2 separate regions of the Homo sapiens genome follow, and region 2 is linked to region 1. Evidence: chromatin contacts called from ENCODE Hi-C or POLR2A ChIA-PET data. All regions are on one chromosome and are shown on one strand. The core of a region is the stretch at or near the end of the contact, and the rest is flanking DNA. Distances in the headings are between cores, read along the strand shown. Region 1 has its middle 59 kb from the start of SRPK2. Region 2 holds the start of EFCAB10 (EF-hand calcium binding domain 10).

Region 1 (2,604 bases), core at 39-2,538:
CCAGGCTGGTCTCAAATTCCTGACCTCAGGTGATCCACCTGCTTTGGCCTCCCAAAGTGGTGGGATTACAGGCGTGAGCCACCGTGCCTGGCCAGCAATTTTTTTTTTTTTTTTTTTTGAGACTGAGTCTCGCTCTGTTGCCCAGTCTGGAGTGCAGTGGCGCTATGTCAGCTCACTGCAAGCTCTGCCTCCCAGGTTCCCGCCATTCTCCTGCCTCAGCCTCCCAAGTAGCTGGGACCACAGGCACCTGCCACCACGCCTGGCTAATTTTTTGTATTTTTAGTAGAGACGAGGTTTCACCATGTTAGCCAGGATGGTCTTGATCTCCTGACCTCGTGATCCACCCGCCTCGGCCTCCCAAAGTGCTGGGATTACAGGCGTGAGCCACCATGCCCAGCCAGCAATTTTTTAAAGTAGTGAAAAATTCACATGGTAAGAGAGGAGAGAAAATGAGTTATTGCTCCAAGCACAGATGACAACTCCTGGAAGACTGGGCCCAAGTTCTGGAGGGAAGATGATCCTACTTGGCATCACTTCGTCTTCCTACCTCTGTGGACAGCCAATCCCACCCAGATGGGACTGTGTACAGGCTTCTTCCTTAGCCTGCAACAGTGGGAACTGATGGTGCTGTGATGGGTCCACAAGGAGACATGTGCAATGGAGTTGATGACAATGTTGTTTAGGGTGATGAGGAGTTAGAGGCAAATCTGATGTCCATCCCTGGAGCTCCGTGTAGTCCACGTGTGATGGGTGCACTCCATGGAGTACTCTGCAACAGTTAGCATTGAGGGATTCTCTGGAGAAAGCTGAGGTCCGGAGGAGGGATGTGGATCTCTGAAGGTCTCTGAGCAACAGTCAGTGGCAGGGCCAGGACTTCAGCCTGTGCATTTTGACTCCTGGTTTGACGTCCTTTCCTCTTTATCACAGCAGCCTCCAGTGCTTTATTTACTTTTGGATTTTCACCTTTTGGAGTTATCCACATCATGACTTCCTCCTAATTAATGTGCAGGGGTCCTAAGAAACCAGGATGGCACAGGAAAGAAACAGACTTTAGCTCCACTTTATTAGACAGATATTATTATTAGAAAAAAGGATCAACTAAGACTCTATCATCTTTCCAGCTAATGGAAGGTGGCTAACTCGTTAAGTGGAATGACTCTGTGTCAGCTTGACGAGCAAGTTTTTTGGTAGTGAAACATTTGTCTAGGCCAAAACAGGTAGTAAGATCTTCTATGTTGAAAATTAATTTTGTAAACAGGAAGAGAGAAATGTAGAAAACAGGATGAATGTGGCTAGTAGAGAACAGACGTGGGTGCTGGGCTAAGGAGAGTTATGTTCCCCATTTGCAGCTCTCAGAGGGTGCAGGTGGAGTTGAACTGAGCTGAAACAAAAGCGTTCCCAAGTGCGCCTAAGTGGTTTTTTTTGTTGTTGTTGTTGTTGTTTGTTTGTTTTGAGACGGAGTCTCACTCTGTCGCCTAGGCTGGAGTGCAGTGGCGAGATCTTGGCTTACTGCAACCTCTGCCTCCCGGATTCAAGAAATTCTCGTGCCTCAGCCCAGCAAGTAGCTGGGATTACAGGCGCCCACCACCACGCCCGGCTAATTTTTGTATTTTTAGTAGAGACAGGGTTTCACCATGTTGGCCAGACTGGTCTTCAACTCCTGATCTCAAGTGATCCGTCTGCCTAGGCCTCCCAAAGTGCTGGGATTACAAGTGTGAGCCACCGCTCCTGGCAGTGCCTGACTATTTTCATCCTGTAAAGTTATGGTTGTGAATTCTTGCGCTTAACCCTGAGCCCTCCCAGTCATGAAAATCCATTTTCAGATGGTTACTGTGGACACTGCAGCAATCTAGTTATTATGGACACCATAGGAACTTAGTTTAGAAACAAAATTTCAATAAAGAATAACTCCTACAGCCTTTAAAACCCAACCCTCAGCTGGGCGCAGTGGCTCACGCTTGTAATCCCAGCACTTTGGGAGGCCGAGGCAGGCAGATCACGAGGTCAAGAGATCGAGACCATCCTGGCCAACATGGTGAAATCCCGTCTCTACTAAAAATACAAAAATTAGGTGGGCGTGGTGGCATGTGCCTGTGGTCTCAGCTACTCGGGAGGCTGAGGCAGGAGAATCGCTTGAACCCGGGAGGGGGAGGTTGCAGTGAGCCAAAATCACGCCACTGTACTCCAGCCTGGTGACAGAGCAAGACTTTGTCTCAAAAAACAAAACAAAACAAAAACCCAACCCTCAAGAAAGTAAAGATAGGCCAGGCTCAGTGGCTCAAGCCTGTAATCCCAGCACTCTAGGAGGCCGAGGCAGGCAGATGGCTTGAGCTCAGGAGTTCAAGACCAGCCTGGACAACATGGTGAAACCCCATCTCTACCAAAAATACAAAAATTAGCCTGTAGTGGTGTGTGCCTGTAGTCCCAGCTACTTTTAAGCCTGGGAGGTTGAGGCCTCAGTGATCCGTGATCGTGTTACTACAGACAGCCTGAGCAACAATGAGATCTTGTCTCAAAAGAAAAAAAAAAAAAAAAGAAAGTAGACAACCCATGGAATGGGAGAAAATATTTGCCAATCGTATACCTGGTAAAGGATTTGTGCCT
Region 2 (2,604 bases), core at 64-2,563, 130 kb after region 1:
TTTTGCCATGTTGCCCAGGCTGGTCTATGAACTCCTGAAGTCAAGTGATCTGCCCACCACAGCCTCCCAGAGCGTTGGTATTATAGGCGTGAGTCACCGCCCCCAAGGAGCTTCACGAATAGCTGGGATTACAGGCATGCGCTACCACACCCGGCTAATTTTTTGTATTTGTAGCAGACACGAGGTTTCACCATGTTGGCCAGGCTGGTCTCAAACTCCTGAACTCAAGTGATCCACCCGCTTCGGCCTCCCAAAGTACTGGGATTACAGGCCTGAGCCACTGCTCCTGGCCTATTTTTTATTTTTATTTTTATTTTTGAGATAGGATCTCGCTTTGTCGCCCAGGCTGCAGTGGCGCCATCTCGTGCCCGGCCTTTTTTTTTCTTTCTAATATTTGTTTTAATACTTTAAAACAACTAGCAAGAACTCTGTCTCCTATACATGATATTGGTTGGGTGTTTTTTGGCAAAATTGGAATGTTTGGTATTTCCACTTCCTTACACAGAAGCAAATGGACAATTTTGGCATTTCGGACGCTCCATATGGAGGTCGGCAAATTACAATTCTGCACCCTGGGGAGGACATAAAACCATTTTCACCTAAATATAACTTTTAAATGACACACCACTCCCAAATTACAAAACGATTCAAATTTTGTAGGGGGTTCAGATGTGTAAAAAAAGTCAGGAAAAGCGATCCCCTCTAGAACATCTTCTATCCTACCCTATCAATTGTTTAGTTGCCAGATTAAAAACTTTGGCCGTGCGCGGTGGCTCACGCCTACAATCCCAGCACTTTGAGGCGCCGAGGCGTGCAGATCACCTGAGGTCAGGAGTTCGAGACCAGCCTGACCAACATGACGAAACCCTGTCGCTACTAAAAATACAAAAATTAGCCATGCATGGTGGCGGGCGCCTGTAATCTCAGCCACTCAGGAGGCTGAGGCAGGAGAATCGCCCCTGAGAATCGCCACCAGGAGGTGGAGGTTGTAGTGAAATGAGATCACGCCATTGTACTGCAGCCTGAGGGACTTTTATTGAAGGCCGCAGAGTTAATCAACAGCAGAAGGGCTCACGTGGCTGGGAGGCAGTGGAAAGCGAATGTGTAAGAGGGGGGTTTCGTGTGGGAAGCGAACCCCACATGGAGGTATGGCTGTACCGGGGCATGGGGGCCCTTACCCGGCCGAAAGAAAAGGAGGGCGCTGGTGAGGTAGCTAACCACCTCCTTGATCTGATGCTTTTCCAAATACTCCGCGGCTTGGAGCTCCCTGCTGCTGGTCTCCATCGCTCCGCGTCCCGCTGTTGCTAGGCGACTGCCTGGCGTCTCAGCCGTGCGACTCTGTCTCCCTCTACCCGGCGCGGTCACGTGACACGCCTGACTGCCCTGTGGCTGCGACCCGGACCTGGAATTTCTAGAGCTCACGGTTCAGGGCAAGCCTGGGGCATGTAGCAGGGCAGAGAGGGCAGGTGAGGTGTGGACCAACGTCACTGTCCGCGATCCAGGCTTAGGGCTGGGCCCAGGTGCCTTTTTCCATCTCTCTCTAGCACCTAGCTCGGTACTTGTTGATCCAATGATTAACAAGGCTTGAAGTGCTGGCATCACAACTCAGCATGAACTAATAACAGAAGGAACTTGTGCAATTTTGAGGGTGCCCAGTGGAGAGTTCTTTTTATTATTATTATTTAAGACCTTTATTAACAGGTGCTTGCAGTTTGTTGACTTTTTTGAAAAAATCAAGTTGTAAACTTTTATTACAAATTAAAAATAAAGTGCTTAAAAATCTCATCTTGACCAGATATGAAACAATTTAAAAACCTTTAAAGGCGTATTGAGAAAAACAAGGCTTTTTAAAAAAAACACGTTTGTTATTACCAAAAAGAGACATATTTAGGTAAAAATAATAAAAACCCCATGCTGCATAGATAATGCAGATAGTTCTATTTATCTGGTCAACGGGCAAAAAGCAAGCACTTAAGGTCTTCAGCTCCAATCTTTTGTTCATTTCTTATTGCTGGAATTTCATATTTCTTCTTGTTGGATGACTAAACCGGATGATGGTAGAGATGGTAAGCCGGCATTTACTCAGCCCCGCCCTGCTCAGCCTCGGGAGCAGACGAATTCTCAGCTGGTGGATTGGCTGATTTTGTCTCTTTGCCATCTTGTGATTTAGGGTTTTCTGGGCATCTGCGTTGGTAATTGAAGTTGCTGCGGTACCGACGTTGAGGTGGCTGCTGACCCTGGGTCTCATCTCCTTGATTTTATCTTCTTCATTGCCGTACTCTCTAGGCTGTCTTTGGCAAGGAGGGCCCCTGCGGAATCGTGGTCTATATCCCCGATACATATTCTGCCTCACTGGTCTACCTTGTTCTCCTGCACCCTGGTTGTCAGCACCCTCCATCACTTCTCCCTGCACAGGAGGGCTGGAATACTGTGGTCGACACCCATAGGGTCTCCGCATGTAGTAAGGTGGGAACCTTTGCCTGCGGTAGGGCCGGCATTGTTGGGCCTGGCCTTCGGGAGCATTCTCCGATCCCTCGGTCTTTTCCCCACTCTCACTGTTCTGGTAATTTTGCTGGTAATTGCGTGGAGGACCCCTATGACGTG

The links. Hi-C counts contacts between places; a loop is a spot of excess contacts on that map. ChIA-PET counts read pairs that join two places held with the same protein, here RNA polymerase II (POLR2A). Pooled maps may share reads with other maps.
Region 2: a loop to region 1 is called in a pooled map, with 1.8 times the contacts of the local background. The contact joins the promoter of EFCAB10 here to the enhancer-like site in region 1. A Hi-C loop is called at or near these places in 2 of 168 maps with a recorded cell type or tissue (HepG2 and K562), 28 of 37 single-sample maps with no recorded cell type and 7 of 50 pooled maps. POLR2A ChIA-PET finds 5 or more read pairs at or near these places in 1 of 52 experiments (SK-N-SH).

What each region holds. Positions count from the first base shown.
Region 1 is chr7:105,447,068-105,449,671 of GRCh38, forward strand. No RefSeq gene overlaps it. Among named protein-coding and RNA genes, the nearest start is that of SRPK2, 59 kb to the left of the region's middle. RefSeq lists an enhancer at 1,102-1,221. Within about 2 kb of position 1,289, at least 2 of the 41 ENCODE cell types and tissues checked have a DNase peak (open chromatin) inside an H3K27ac peak, as active enhancers do.
Region 2 is chr7:105,580,180-105,582,783 of GRCh38, forward strand. EFCAB10 (EF-hand calcium binding domain 10) reads right to left here and starts at 1,314. Exons shown (of 5, transcript NM_001355526.2): 1 at 1,179-1,314. The coding sequence starts at 1,284. It also overlaps the pseudogene YBX1P2. RefSeq lists enhancers at 706-1,218, 1,219-1,729.